Regions from separate parts of the Homo sapiens genome. Here region 1 is linked to region 2. Evidence: chromatin loops called from intact Hi-C (ENCODE). Cell type or tissue: GM12878. All regions are shown on one strand. Each heading gives the region's core, and the rest is flanking DNA. Links, peaks and the distances in the headings are about the cores only. Region 1 overlaps LOC105369890 (a long non-coding RNA gene). Region 2 has its middle 67 kb from the start of LINC02399.

Region 1 (8,348 bases), core at 312-8,311, 180 kb before region 2:
ATGTGACTTCTGCTATGACAGAAAAACACCGAAATCATAGTGGTTTTACATAATAGCAGTTTCTTTCTTTCCCTTTTAAGTCTAATCAGCTGCTGACTGGCTTCTCAAGATTGCTGCATTCCATCGTTTAGGAACCCAGGGTTTACCATTTGGTGTCTCTATCTTCTCTAAGTCCTCAGAGTCCCTTCCATTCAACCAGAAAATGGGAGATACTTAATGGGAGGCAGGCAATATATGAGAGAGGAAGTAGAAGATTACATGAAAATTTGTTAAGGATCAGGAGTGAAATGCCATACCTCTGCCCACATTCTCTCATCTTGACAAGTGCATCTGAGAAATAGTCTATATGCCTAGGAAGAAAAGAGGACTCGTTTTAGTGAACATATAGCAGTCTCTGCAATTATCTACCCTTTGTCATCAAGTGAGTATTTCACTCTTTATTTCAAACATTAACTGCCTCCCCAGAGAAGACAACCTAGCAATTCATCCAATCATTTTAATCAGCTCAAAGTTCAAGATCCCTGGCCCAGATGCAGTATCTTCCCTTAGGTCTGAGAGAGGTTTTTATGGACCAGCAATTTATATTCTAAAAAAAAATCTCCGAATGATGGAACAGGGAAAGGATAGTTGCAATAAAAATTCACATTTGGGGCCAGACGCGGCGGCTCACGCCTGTAATCCTAGCACTTTGGGAGGCCGAGGCGGGCGGATCACAAGATCAGGAGATCGAGACCAACCTGGCTAACATGGTGAATCCCTGTCTCTACTAAAAATACAAAAAATTAGCTGGGCATGGTGGCGGGTGCCTGTAGTCCCAGCTACTCGGGAAGCTGAGGCAGGGAGAATGGTGTGAACCCGGGAGGCGGAGGTTGCAGTGAGCAGAGATCCTGCCACTGCACTCCAGCCTGGACAACAGAGGAAGACTCCCTCTCAAAAAAAAAAAAAAATTATATTTGAAAAAGGAAAGAGTGAAAAACATACAGCAGTCACCAGTTCCTAGCAATTCTGAAATTCTGCTGGGTGGGCAGGAAAGCCCTTTGCCCTGGAGTAAGGAAACATCCTAGATTAGACTGATTTTATTCTCTGAGAAGAACTCTCTTGTCCATTGTTTTACACTGGCCCTAGATCCACTGTCTCTGGAATATTCTTCCTTGTCCATTATCCTCCACGGCTACATATAAGATAGGCTTTTGGGAATATGCCTTCTTTGACAATGTTAGCCTTTGTAGGAACTTCCTGCTAGGGCAAACATTGAACCCATAGTTTGTATTCAGGTTTGAAAAAATCAAAGTCTTTTATTTTTTACTTTAATCTCAAGAATTTTTAGCAGCACAATTCACATAAAAACTTAGTAAGCTTCTGATCTATTTGCTTTCAGTCCCTTCCAAATAGTAGTAGCCTAACAATTCTTTCCTCCATATAAGTCTACAGCCTACATATTTCTTCGCATCTGTGTATTTCTTTGTTATCTCACTTTCTTGTTATTCTCTTTCATACATTAATGGCAGGTATCTTTAGCTTATCTGAAACAAAAATTTCTCTAAGTGGAATGTTAGCATAAGGCTGAGGCTTTTCTTTGAATGAAAAGCCTTATTGGACCTCTGATGCCCAAACTCTTTCTCAGTTTTCTCTCTCACTATTTGAGATATGAAAGCACTCAACTTTGCTAACCCTCATAAGACCTCTGGTTTCTTCCCATTTCCTTCTAACTTTGCTTTAATATCAGCCTATTCTTGCCTAATCTCATTTCTTTCATGTACCACTTAGGGCAGCTAATAGTGGCCAACATACACTCTCACTTTGACCCTTTTCAACAATTTCCTCTAGCAACAAAGTCAAGGTCCTTCAAGGTCTGGCTCCAACACCCTTTTCTGTGTCACTCTACTCCATTATTTATCATGTCCATCAATCCTGTCTATGATCCAGACCTCTGAGCTGTTCCCTGCTTCCCAGACATCCCATGTCCTTTCACATCACACCTTTGGCTTTGCTGATCTCTGGTGATTAAAAATTCTGACATAAGTTTAAGGTTCTGCTTAAATATATCTTCTCTGAAGTTGTCCACAGCCATGTCTCATCCAATAACTTCAGTCAAAATGAGTTTCTTCATCCTCTGCTGTCCCAAAACAATTTGATTTTAATCCTAGTAGAATATAGAATAACATTATTGTTATAGTTTATAAAATTATTTTTGTCCCTCAACTTAACTCTTTACCATGAGTTACTAAAAAAGAAGCATTTGAGGTTACATAATTTTGTGTCCATGGTATATAATATTGATAGCGGGAGCTCAGTTAATGTTTGTTAAAATTAAATAGATGCATAAAAAGTTAACAGTATTCTAGTCAATTGAATAATTCTGCCCACCCACATATCCTCAATCACCATGACCAAATCAAGTATGCAACAATCTACCCTGATGATTAATTAGGCCAAAATAACCGAGCCAGGATAGGACAATCAGATCATTTTGCAATGAGAGAACCATTCTAATTTTTTTCAGAGTATTAAAAGAGAGAAGTTCCTAACAATGCACAGATGGCCTAAAAAAGCTAATGCACTCCATCTCCAAAGAGCAGACACTTTATTTTCTTGTTGCCACCAAGACAAGACTCATTATCTAATTTTGTGCATCTGTCTTAAAGTTATTTTATAAGTACAGACCGTTACTTTAAAAGGACAATTTTTGGTAACTGTTTAGAACTACTTCATCTAAATGCATGTAATCATGAAAATGTAATGCATTTTCAATGCACAAAATCATTGAGAAATGCAGAGAGGCATAGAAAAATGGATATCTTTAGATGACTCTCATTGATACTGCTTTGGATTCCTGTTCATAACACAAAGTTCTTGAAGAACAAGGAATCTCATTTTGTGATTGTTACAGATATGTATGTAACATATTCCATTATGTATCTTTTATTTTCCACTCATATTTATTTTGATAATATCTTGAATTTTAATAATTTCACATGTGATTTCTGGTTGTGTTTTTCTATTTTTTCTTAGACCAATAGCTTTTCAGAGCTAGAAGAAACCTAAAAATCCTGCAGCCCCATCCCTTTATTTTGTGGAAACTCTAAAAGGTCAAGTAACTTGCCCAAAATTGAGTAATAAGAAAACAGTAAGATTAACAACCAGGTTTCCTGAATCCACTAAAAATGGAAGTGGCATGATAAAACTAACATTTACCAAAGACATGTTAGTATTTGTCTGTTCTACTTTCAGTTCAGTTCAATTAAATAATTTTTTCCATTTATAAGTCATTGGGGAGAAAATATAATACTGCTTTACTAAATTGGCTAAGGACTATGTACAATATATGTTTACCATAATTCTACCAAAGTATCTGTGACTTTTAAAATTCCTGTTCTTAGTCAGACTAGAGATTTAGTTCATATTTCAATACTATTTGCTTACACATACACACACACACATATTTAGTAGCCCAGGTTAATTGGCAGATGCTTCCTTAACTAATGTTCATGACTAACCAACAATCTGTCTGAATGCTTCAGATGCAGCAGTCACTTTTTTCTTGGTGATTTAATCACTTCCTTCCATTTAATTACTTTGAGGATTAACTGTGGGCAAATGTATTCCAATAATAGGCCAATCTACAAAGAGCAGGAAGCTTTCCTTATGGTCCCAAGGGAAATTTAGCACTTCCGATTGTAACTGCGTTACAGCTCTCATGTTTCTTTTAGCCCTTAAGCCATGTGTGTCACCTTGCCTGTTTGAGTGTAAAAAAAAATGTCACAGGTTGCACTGTTTACATGCTAGCATTTGTACACAATTTCTGGCAGAATAAAGATGGCTTTTCTTAATCTGGGCCATACAGGAAGCTATTTCTTTCCAAATCAAGTCATTAATGCTTAAACAAGCAAACACTACAGCCAAGACAAAAATCAATTTGCAAAAAGGGGAGGCTTTTTTCCAAACTCTCCAGCAGTCGCTGGGGAAGATGCTTTTACAATCTAGTGCTTTAGAGTATTACAGTATTAGGTTAGGTCAATCCTATTTTTCTAGTTGGATTTATTTTGAGAGTCAAGGTGATGAGTAGTTTTGAATACTATCAGCAGTGTATCTATCAGCAATGTTTTCACTACCAGAAGAAATAGTTCTTATTCTAAATAACAAGCATAGAAATCTGTCCAGTGACCTTCATTTGACCTCTTGGCCACATGTGTCTGGGTATCTTCCAATGGTTGAATGCTCTATGAGGGTGGTTTCCAAACTTTGCTGCAAATTAGAATTACCCGGGGAGCTTTTTAAAATCCCAGTGTCCGGGTTGCACCCATCCCAATTAAATCAGAATATCTGAAGGGTGGGAGCCAGCATTATTAGTTAATAATCCCTTGAGGATTCCAATATGCAGAAAAAGTTGAGAGCCAATGACTGTGACATTTCTGGCTCATGTTGCTTTCCGGTAGATAGATTCCCAGACTGAAAGATAAAAAGGAATTTTTTTCTCTGTTCTGATTTCCAGATTTGTAAAATCAAGAAATATTAAAGATACAGGTATTTATTTGGGAGATACGTTTATTAAAATAGAGGAAAACATTTACATCAATAGTCATGAAACAGTTTATATTATTTGACCTACCTATTTTAATTCAGAAATTTGTTTGAAAAAGATAATCAAAGATGCATGTCCATAGCAATGTTAAATTTTAAAATATTTAAAGAAATTGTCCTATTAATATGTCATAATTTAATGAATTACAAAATGGCTGTGTGAAGAACTATATTTTTATTAAATGTGTTTCATTACACAGAAAAGCCCTCTAAATATAATGTTAAGTACAAAAACATAACATGTATTTGCATATATCATATATATGGACATATACACCTACACATATACATCCATTTATATATCCTATCTATATATCATATATAAATTACATTTGAAATTATCTGCATGGACAAATATATATAAATGCCTAAATGCAAAAGGACACATCTGGAAGGTCACACTTTAAGTAAGGAAAAGGGTTTATTCTATACAGAGTAGTGGGGCTGGGCAAAGTGAAGAGAGAGTTTTTCTTTGTATTACATATACTTCTTTATTGTTTGCATTGTTACAATATTAGCATGAGATTATTAAAATTTAAAATAAACAGAATTAAAACAAACCGGAGAAGTAAACACACTTTAATACAGAGAAAAAGACTCAGCAAAATGTAAATATAAACGGTACCTCTGATTTATCAGACAGAAACATTTGTTCTCATGATTTTACTAAGCATCTATTATTTTATAATGTGTGAAGTAAAAAATATTGACCCTAAAAATAGATTACTGGATAAATAGATCCTCATGTTTGAAAGGATAAATTCACATTTCAAAGGGGCCCCTGCCTCACTAGCCAGGCCACAAACAATTTTGTTTCTCATTCAGGTTTTTCCGCTAAGGAGTATAAAAGCACATTAGAAAACATTATTCAAATCTTGATAATCCAATCATCATCTTTAGTCTATTTCAAAGGTGCCTTTTCCAGGGCCGTTAGCCTGTATACTTCACAATTCTAAAAAAGGAAGAAAAGTTCACAGTGAAAAGACATCTGAACATTTCATTCTAATATTCCCACAGTTGAAGCATAAAGATTCTTCACATGGGAAAATCAGAACTAAGATAAGTGCCTACCAAATAAGTGAAGTATAAATTACACCGAAATTGTGCTTATTATCAAGAATACTTGATATCTATCAATACTTGAACTTCTATCAAGAATACTTGATTTTGAGGATTTTCAAAAAGGTTTGGTTTAAAGAGGTAAAGGTCCTTTTATTTGCGTGTTAAAATTTACTTAAAATTTGAACATACACTCTCTTGATATAATAATGACTACTCTAATAAACAGTTCAGAAAGTTTTAGTGGTTTAACATGATAGAAATATGTCCTTGTTCATACAATATTTCAACGCAGGTGTTAGAAGGATAGCCTTCCAGGGAGTGATTCAGGTTCCCAGGCTCCTCCCATCCCATAGCCACACCATCTTCTGGGGCCTGGGAATCTTTTACTTCCAGCCAATAGATGGCGAAAGAGAAGGTGGAGAAGGTTCACTGATGAACAGGGGAAACACGTCACCTCGGCTCATATTCTTCAATGGACATACAGTTGCATGTTTGTGTTCCCCTCCCCTAAACTTGTATGTTGAAATTCGAACCCTGAATATGAGAATATCAGGAGACAGGACCTTTGGGAAGTGATTATGTCATGAGGGTGGCACTCTCATAAATGCAATTAGTCACTTTATGAAAGAGATCTCAGAGAAATCTCTCACCCTTTCCACTGTGTTAGGACATGGCTCTTTATGAACCAAGAAGTGAGCCTTCACCAGCCATGGAAACTGCCAGTCCCTTGATCCTGGATTTCCCAGCCTCCAGAACTGTGAATAATACATTTCTGTTTGGGTTTTTTGTTGTTACTGTTTTGTTTGTTTTTTTTGTTTTTTGTTTTTTTGAGACAGAGTATCACTCTTTTGCCCAGGCTGGAGTGCAGTGGCATGATCTCAGCTCATTGCAACCTCTGCCTTCTGGGTTCAAGCGATTCTCGTGCCTCAGCCTCCCAAGGAGCTAGGATTACAGGTGCACACCACCATGCCTGGCTAATTTATTAGTAGAGACAGGGTTTCACCATGTTGGCCAAGCTGGTCTTGAACTCCTGACCTCAAGTGATCCGTCCGCCTTGGCATTGCAAAGTGTTGGGATTACAGGTGTGAGCCACTGCGCCCAGCCCACTTAACTAATATTTTGCAACCAATAATATGTGGCTATCAGACAAGTCATTTATTTGGTTTCCAAAGTTCTTCAATCACAATTATATATTACTTTACAGAATTGCTATCTTCGTAATGGTCACTCAACTTCCCTGTATTTTAATAAAGATAACATTTACATTTAAGATTCTTCTCCATTATAATAATCTCATTGTTCACTCCATACCTGTAGAAATAGGTTTTATAACTTCTTTCCTACCCTTGTACTTCCCGTAAAGCAGTCAAACACTGCCTGTCGCAAAGTCCCAGTAAACACAAATGCCACCAGGGACTATTGCTGGGCAAGAGAGTAGAAATGGATCTGGTCAGACCTATCACTGCTACTGGAAAAGCATATGCCCTCCTGAGGGTGAGTCACACATTAATACCAGTCTATTTTTATGTCTTTAACTTTTATAGCCAAGATGAATCTGGTTTACTTTATTATAATAATTTGAACCCTGTTGTTTAAGTGCATTACCATTCACTGTTGTTGAGATAGAAGTCCTTTGGTGGTATAGAAATATCTAAAAATATTGCCTTTGAATGGAGACCAAAATAAATATAAAATAGTTTTCTATTTCTGTAAGCCATAAAACTGCTCTCTATTATCATACCCTATTTCGTACCAGTGGCTAAGAAAATACAATACTTAGATGTTTCTTTGATCTACATTTGGCTTATGTCTTTTTGCCAGAGCTGCAGGCATTTCTCGATTGTGTTTAAGAGAGAAAGAGAGAGAGAGAGAACCCGTGATCTGTGAACATACTCTTAAGTGATACAATCAAAGCTCTGGTGCTGCTTTATTTAAGTTTACCACAGAACTCAGTAAGATATATGATGCCTCTATTATTTAGCCCCTATCCAAAGCCACGTTATGGCCATCATTTCCTAAAATATTCTTAAAAATTCATTGTCATTAACAGATATGTAATAATCACTTATGTAAGGCACTATGTTAGGTAACAAGGTAGCAATTGGATGTGGGAAGGCCCCAGTCAAAGAAAAGTAAAAGCTGCAGCATTTTAACAACCCAAATTTTAGGGTTAATTGCCAACGTGTAATCTAAACATTGCCCTGTTATTAACATAAGCTGCAGCTTCATAGAAACTTAATTCTCCAGGCACAAATCCATTATTCTATCTACTGCCTCCTTATCACCTGCCACCAATATTGGTCTCCTTGATGGCATAGTTTTAGTGTTTTGCACTGAAATTATCCCTAACTTGAGCCATCTAAACAAGTCTTACAACTTTCCTCTCAGTCTTACAACTTTCCTCATTGTTGTTTCAAATCTTATATAACTTAATCAATTCCATCTTATTGAAGCTGCTATAGACATTCTTCCTTCTATGCGGTTTCCTCACTACAGAATATACCATGTGAAGTTTTAGACTGACTAAATTCTTTTAATGTAAAGAGACCGTTGGCGAGTACGGTGGCTTACGCCTGTAATCCCAGCATTTTGGGAGGCCAAGCCAGGCAGATCACTTGAGCTCAGGAGTTTGAGACCAGCCTGGCCAACATGGTGAAACTCCATCTCTACTAAAAATACAAAAATTAGCCAGGCATGGTGGTGCA
Region 2 (8,348 bases), core at 202-8,201:
TTATTTTACAAAGCCAGAAACTAGCATAAGCTTTGTTAACTCCTTCAATTTTATTCTTTGGGTGAAGAATTCTAAACACTTTCCAGAAAAGTATATTAAATGCCACTGGATGGAGGAAAAGAAAAGCTGAGTACATCCAATATGTTGGAGGACAAATAGTGGGAAATCAAAAGTTAGAAGATTAGCCTAGTTTTTCATAGAGACAATCCTTTAATCTTTCCCAGGAAATAAAAGGCTTCCAGTGAGGGGAAACAATGGACCTGAACAGCAGGAGTATTTGGGATGGGAGCCAGTGAGCAAGAGTCACTAACAGAGAGTGGTAATTTGGAATGAATTGCTGTTTTGTGTTGTGAAGCACCAGGACACAGCTGGTGTACTGGCTAACCTGAGGATTTGTAGTGACTGCATTGAAATGGTAATGAAGTTTTTATTTTATGATTGCAGATGTTTGTAGATTATTGTTATTAAGCTTATTAGAGTAACAGTACAAATATGAGATTTTTGTTTACTTGGTATCTTATTTATAAGAGCTTTGTTAAAGTCTTTTTAACCCAAGTCAAGAAAATAAAAGGCATGCAGTAACCAAAATGTGGTAAACCATCAGGCAATCCTTTGTGTGTGTGTGTGTGTGTGCGTGCGTGTGTGTGTGCGTGCGTGTGTGTGTATGTGTGTGTAGGGTTCTCCTACCTTTGAGGCAAATCTGAAAGTTTCCATGATTGTTGTGCCTTAAGTAATATTGTCAAGTGATCTGCTCAAAGGTAAAACACACAATCATTATATTAACAGTGTTTAATATCAGTGGTCTGGAGTTGGACTGCCTAGCCAACTATGCCATGTACAAACTGTGTAATGTTAGTTACTTGACTTCTTTATGTCTCAATTTCCTCCTGTGTAAAACTGGGGTTAAAAAAATGCTACCCCTTTCATAAAGTCATTCTGAAGATTCAATGAGATTATCTGAATAGAGCCTTGGCAATTAATGTTCACTCTTACCTAAAAGGGTCTTTAATGTGGAAGAAAGTTTACGCATTTTATTCAAAAGGCTTGACACAAAGAAATTCATTGCGAACTCTATTGTCTTGCAGACTGTTCTGCTTAATCAAGTAATCCGAAGTATACATACATGTTTTATGTGAATAACAAGTTTTAGAAGCAATGAAATAAATAATATTTAGTTGTTTTATTGTTAGGCATAGATGACCTCCTTTTAATAATTTAGAAACTGCTGAAGAACCTTGAAATCTCTCAAGAAATTGTCATCAGTGACTACCAAGTAGTATCATAAGATATACTGACAAAAGTGTTGGAGATTCCAGCTATAAAACTCCCAAATGATTTTGCTTTCATTATGGTTCTTTTCCTAGCTGGCCAGAAGGACACAATAAATACATAGGAAGAGAAATGAGCATTCACTGGGGAATTCAATTTGTAACTTGACAGAACAATTTCCTTAGGTTGAAAAATTCAAAATCCCCCAAAATAACCCATATGTAAAAATAAAGTCATTATCATTATACATTTCAAAATGAAAATAACTACTAGTTGGCCAATTAAAGTGAAACCTCTTTCATATTGACTACTCACCAGTTCCTTCCAGTGTTGTGATGCTGATGATTTAGTACCAATTTGAGAAACTAATGAAGAATCCTGTGATTCAATGAAATATATTTGGAGTCTACTCATAAATTTTCAATAAGTTGAAAACTACTAAAAATTTTCAAATAGGTATATATTTTCTGGAGTTTTCTAACAAAATTCAATAGAAATTGGTTCATAGTCAGTGGTTATAGAGTAATAGCTTAAGATATTTTAAGGGTTTATTTTAAGTACTATACTATAGAGTTTGTAAAATTATATGTTCACCTCAATGTATCCATAACCTATTTCATTAACCCAAGGTACCCACTTTGGGTTATGACTTCGGAAGTAATAAAAAAAAAACACATTGTGTAAATTATAAAGCACTAACTTGGAGTAGGGTGAATGTCAGGGAATTGGGAAGCCAATCAATTTAAATATCTCTAAATTCAAAAATGATTCACTTCAGAAAAGTTCCATTCTCTAGTAGGTATTTTTCCCAAGTGGAATTTGTAGATTTAAAAATGATGTAAGCCTGGAGCTGCCAAGGATCAACACATAAGGAAAGATTGTGTGAGAATGAAACTAACTCAGAGGAAAGCTGAGCCCAAGAGACTGAGGGAGACAGGCCCTGGTGACATCATTTGAGGCCTCAGAATTCAACCATGCCTGGGCTTCTTAGTTCTATGAGCCACTAAGCTCTCTTTATGGCCTTTGCCTGTCAGAGCTGGATTTCTGTTACTTAAAAACAGACAGAACCCTGACTTATACAGAGACTGTGGTCAGAAATTTTGAGGAAATGCTTCAAACTTTATCTCTCTTGCAAATTCTTATTGTGCACTAACTTATTAAAAGATCTGGGAAAATCCACTGGAAGGAAACTTGTTTATCTTTGTTGACCACTGTTTTCAGTCTTGGTTGATGATGGAACCTCCTTTCACCCAACACCTATGAACATATTTGGGAGTGGGATACTCATCTAGGGCATGGTGGAAAAAGAATTGTCAAAAAATATGTGCTGATCACTCTTGTTTGACTCCAGCAGCATTCCAGAAGAAGAAAGCCATTAAGTGAAGTAGTCTCCTATTTATCAGATGAGCAAGTCTAAATGAGTAGGGAGCTGAGGTTCATCCTCCTTTGCATCCTATATCCCCACTGCACAAGGGCAGGATGGTGGACATCTACCATCTCTTTAAATGGCAAATTCTAAGGTGCTTACGATAACTTGCCGGTCCTTCCCTCTGCCATGTTCTAATATGTCAGTGGTTTTTCCTGACTTCATTTCTCTCTTAGTCTGTTGGTGCTGCCATAACAAAATGTCTGATATTGGGTAATCTATAAGGAACATAATTTTTTTTCATGGACCCACAGCCTGGAAAGTCTAAAATCAAGGCACTGACAGGTTCAGTGTCTGGTGAGGGCCTGGTCTCTGCTTCCAAAATGGCACTTTGAACCCTGTTCTCACGTGGCAGAGCCCTCATGACCTAATCACCTACTAATGGCCTCACCCCTTAAGATTGTTGCATTGGAGATTAACTTTCAAACTGAATTTTGGAGGTGACACAAATACTCAAACTATAGCATGCTGCCCCTCATCCCCCAAAATTCATGTTATTCTCACATAAAAAATAAATTCATTCTATCCTAATAGCCCCAAAAGTCTTAACTCATTCCAGCATAAACTTTAAGTCTAAGTCTAACATCTAATCTAAATATCACCTAAATCATATATAGGTGAGATTCAAGGTATGACTCATCCTGAGATAAATTGTTCTCAAGCTGTGAACCTATGAAATCAAACAAGTTCTATGATTCCAAAATATAATGGTAGGACAGGTACAAAACAGATATTATTTCCATCTCTGAAGGGAGAAGTAAGAAAGAAGAAACGGGTAATAGGTCCCAAGTAAGTCTAACACCCAACAGGCAAATAACATTAAATCTTGAGGCCTGAAAACAACCTTCTTTGACCACATCCTGTGAGGCTTGTGTCCCCAAGACTCTAGGGGACTCCACCCCCATGGCTCTTCCGAGTGCAGCCTATGCAATAGCTCGCATATGTTTGAGTCAAATGCCTTCAGCTCTGCCAGGCTGAAACAGCATTCTGGAGGCTCTACCGTTTTAAGATCTCAGAGATCTTCAACAATAAGATTCCCCACTCCCATGACTCTGCTGGTCATGTTCCTAGCAGGACATCCTGTGAGGATTTGTCCCCAAGACTCTAGGGAACTCCACCCCCATGGCTCTTCTGAGTACAGCCAGAGTATCCCACTCCCAAATACGTTCATAGGTGTTGGGTGACAGGAGACCTCATCATCAACCAAGATTGAAAACTGTGGTCAACAAAGATAAACAAGTTTCCTTACAGTGGATTTTCCCAAATCTTTTAATAAGTTAGTGCACAATAAGAATCTGCAAAAGACAGATTCTAGTTTGTGCTACAGATAAATAGTTTGAAGGATTTCCCCAAAATTTCTGACCACATAAACAAATGATATAAAATTTACATAGTAATCTGATTTTTAAAGGAAGGGATTCTTTAATAATTTCTTATTTATTTTCGTTCTGAGAGTAAAAATCAGCATACTCATCACTTATATAATATAAATTTGAGAAGAGCTCTTCATGAATTCCCCATTCAATTATTTTATCTTTAAATAAAAGGTGAATCGTGTTAAGCATTTTAATCAACTCTTTGGAAAGCCATCATAAATACATTTCTCCGTTTATGAGTAACATGGAAAATAAGCGCTGACACAAGATAATCCTAAAGATTACTGCTATTCAATAGCCTTGTGTACTTCACTCTTTGGGTGTTTAATAAATACTTGCTGCTTGATTAACTTTAAGGAATAGAAAGATTCTCTCACTAGTGTGAACAAAAGAAGTGATTGTCACACACCCTGTGTTCTGCTTTTATTCCCTTTCATTTTTTTTTCTTATGTCTGCTAGAATAAGAAATAAAAAAAATAGAGAAGTTCATGTTTGGAAAAATATGAGTACTTAACATGGATATGAATAAATTATTACCAAACTGCATGTAGCATGAGTATATAACATTGAGTCAAAATTAATGTAACAGAACTTAAAACTGGTCAAAAATTCACTGTATCTCCTAGAATTTGGAGAATCGGTCAAATTTTACTAATATTTTGAACATGTAACCATATTTGAGTAATATTGCTTTCATTAGAAATTTTCTCTTTAACCTAAAATGCATGCTAAGTTTTTTCTGAACCCTTAAGCATGCTTCTATTATCTACAAGATAATTTTTACCCCACTTAATTCAGTCAATGGGTATTTATTAAATACCCCCTATCTGCCAGGTACTGTGTCTGCAATGAAAAAAACACACATGTCCCAGCCCTTATAAAACTTGTATACTGGTAAACAGTCTCAGATTGTATAATATAAACCATTGGCAAAATGGAGTTCTGCTTTCAGAAAAAAGTGTACTTTATAGCAAACTTGGCTAAAACACAAATATTCCAGTAAATAGGGCATAACTGCCTGTGCTGTTTTAGAGACACAATTCTGAAACCAAACACTGACTTTGAGTGAAGTAGAGCTTAGTTCAAATTCGGCTCTGCTCCTTTTTGGATTCATGACTCTATCTATAAAATCAGATTAATAACCCTAAATTCACAGGCATAATGTGAAAATTACATGGAATTTGTACAAGGAAGATTAAGTAGTAAGCCCCCCAAAAGTGACAGCTCTTGATACTGCTACTACTTCTGCTTATATCTTACTTTGTAAATCAGAAGTTTGAATTGAAACCAGAAAAACCTCAATGCTTGTAGAGGGCATGTCCTGGTACATTTACATATATCCGGAATTTTTTATTTAAATATCCTTGTTCATAAAGCCTTTCTAATTACAAAAGCCACTGTTTTTCCTTTTAACACTCTTTTATAGTCTTAGAATAGTGCAGTACTTTTCAAACTTAACAACTTCTGGACCTTAAATTGAAGAGTACTGCACTGTATATATTTGAACCAATGACTTTCAGTAAGTGTGAGTGTGTGTGTAAGTGTGTGAGGGTGGAAGACACTTCAGTGCTTCCTTCCCAGGATTATTAATGTGAATTAACTATTAACTGATCAGTAATAAAGATGATGCAGTGAGAGAGAGTCAAGTTGAAACTGGACTGACTTCCAAGGTTATATCCTAATATCAGTAATTGCTTTGTAACTCTTAGGAAAATCCCTAATTTGACTTATTTTCATTCACTTTAAAAACCATAATCAATTATAAGTTATATTTCAATCCATTCCAGTTGAGTTTTCTTTTCTTTTCTTTTTCTGAGACAGAGTCTTGCTCTGTCGCGTAGGCTGGAGTGCAGTGGTGCGATCTCTACTCACTGCAACCTCCGCCTCCCGGGTTCTCGAACTCCTGACCTCAAGTGATCTGCCTGCCTCTGCTTCCCTAAGTGCTGCAGTTGAGTTTTCTTACCACTTCTAAGTAACACACATAGAAACTTGCTTCTCCTTCACCAAATGTTTGAAGAGGACATTTAGAAACTGTTACTCCTTGATAGCAGTAGAAGGATCACTTCAAATTAGAGTTGGAGAGAGTCTGATTTACAGAATGACAGTCTTAAAGCATTTAAAATGAAGATTATTTGGCAATTACCTAGGAAAGATTAAATATGTAGTAATAGTTTTATTAGTGTTTGCATTACAGGATTTACTGCTGTTTGTGTATTTGGTCACATGTTCCTTTTTTCCAATCAAATATTTGTGTTTTAATATGACAAAAAGTGATCAATTATAAATTTGATTAAAATAAAATTTCTAAAATGAATTCTAACATTTCCTTCCTATGAATAAGTACTTGTTAAATCTTTAAAATCACATATAAAGACCTATTTCCAAACAATAGGATTTCTTTTTCCATTACATATGATGATACGCCTGGCCAGAGCAGCCACATGTCATTGTTTATTCATTTATGCGAGATTTACATTTCATAGATGTCCATGAGCCCTTTTATCCTTAAATAAACAGTTTTATAAAAAGATGTATTACTTGTAAGTCTATATCATGAAAAGAACTTTTTCCTTTTTTGATCTGGCCTCCTCCTACCCTCACTTCCGTCATTTAAAAAAAAAATTTAAAAAGAAAGGGTCAGAGGAAATAGCTGGGGTTGGAAGGAGCCTAAAAGAATAAAAAAGCAGTTTATCCAGCAGCTGGTGGTTGCTTATTTGACATAGAAGTGACCAGACTCTTTCTAGATGTTTTCCTCCCATACACGATCTATAAACTTATAAAAAACTTAGAATATATAACACTTATTATAGATAACACTTATAATAATAAATATAAGTACATGCTTTATATGTGACAGATATGATTACTGTCTATGAGGATCTCTCAGTGTTTTGCAGGTCTTTATTTTTTAAATAAATAATCTTTAAAAACATTCCTGCAAAAAGAGCATAAGTCAGATATCTCAATTTTTAAAGGCTAGCGTAAAAAGTAAACATGAAGAGGCTAAGTTAAGGAAAATGCTCATGAAGATTCAGCTCTGGCATAGAATGCTGGTGTGAGTGTGTGTGTGTCCATGTGCACATGCACGCACACGAATGTGTCTCCATTTCTGCCTTTGCTTCTCTATATCTTAGGGTTTTTCTGTTTCTATGTTTCTCTAACTGGATCTCCTCTCTTACTTGCTTTATCAATCAATCTTTGGCAAAGCTGATTTTCCTTTATCTTGTCTGGAACATATTAATTGTCCTATTACAGTTTATCTTATACAAGCCGTAAGTTTCAACCCTTGCCCTAAATCTTGGTGTCTGCTCCACTAAAATATGGCAAATGTGGATGAATACATGTGAAACAACACATTCGAGGATGCAAAATGCCCTGATACATGTGGAGAAGGGAGTTGGGGAAGCAATGCCTGATGAATAGGAGAGAGGGGTTGCAGATATGTGGTGGGTATTTTTATATGGAGAACGTGATCATAATCCTATAACTTCTACCATGACCAAGGTAAAGGTATGGTACTGCCCCCTTAACTCCTACACAGTCAACAAACCCCTCCTGGGCATAGATGGGAGGCAAAAACAAATGAGGCCATGCTCTACCCTCTTGAATTTACAATTTTTTAAATGTAAACATGCCCAATTGTAAAGTGAAATATGTTACAGTGAAGCACATGGTTTTTTTTTAAGAAGCTCTGGGAGTATGAAGGAAAGGCTGGTCATATTCATTCATATATGTAATTTATCTTCCCCCCCTTTAGGCTGCCTTAAAGTTCAGTTAAATCTGATATCATCTTTACAAAATTTCAGGCAAGGAAAGGCAACAAGGAAGATCATAAAATATAATTTGTGCTGAATTATTTTTATATCCTCAACTCTGACCCCCAACACCACCATTTGAAGGCTTCTTGTCCTGTTACTTAAGGACAATCTTAGGCTTGCTCCCCACGCCCCAAAACTCTCATTAGTAATTGTAATGGTAGACTGAGCCAAAAGTGTCATAGTTACATCCTTCTCAACAAACACCCTAACAAGTCTTTTTGCCTCTGAATAACAGCAACAAAGACAAACCCCAGCTACCTAGGTCTGTGGGTTGGTAGTTCCCATCTTCAAGTCATTATTTAATTGAAAATGTATTTTTGATTTGTTAGAAAGAAAAATAACTGGCAAAGTTTATCAGGAATATATTAGCATAAAATGTCAATTCTTAATTTGTAAGTAATAATGTGGAAAATGGCAGATCATTAATTCCTGATTTGGTCAGTAATCAAAAGCTAGGAG

What was found. A loop is a pair of places that touch in the nucleus more often than their neighbours do. Peaks named below come from ENCODE experiments on the same cell type or tissue, not always from the same donor. Only the 100,000 strongest peaks of a DNase experiment are listed, where the experiment ranks them.
Region 1: it touches region 2 in a loop (2.2-fold over the local background); 1 of 110 quality-filtered maps calls a loop at or near these places.

What each region holds. Positions count from the first base shown.
Region 1 is chr12:90,060,791-90,069,138 of GRCh38, reverse strand. LOC105369890 (a long non-coding RNA gene) reads right to left here. Exons shown (of 13, transcript XR_001749246.2): 9 at 1,980-2,143; 10 at 297-350. Among named protein-coding and RNA genes, the nearest start is that of LINC02399, 120 kb to the right of the region's middle. In GM12878, for the core only: a CTCF peak has its summit at 6,037 (motif pointing right); a DNase peak (open chromatin) is centred at 3,761.
Region 2 is chr12:89,876,128-89,884,475 of GRCh38, reverse strand. No RefSeq gene overlaps it. Among named protein-coding and RNA genes, the nearest start is that of LINC02399, 67 kb to the left of the region's middle. RefSeq lists enhancers at 1-752, 3,588-3,657, 3,738-3,867. In GM12878, for the core only: no CTCF peak of the experiment used is centred there; DNase peaks (open chromatin) are centred at 1,583, 2,333, 2,534 and 3,575; H3K4me3 peaks cover 1,136 bases; H3K27ac peaks cover 4,813 bases.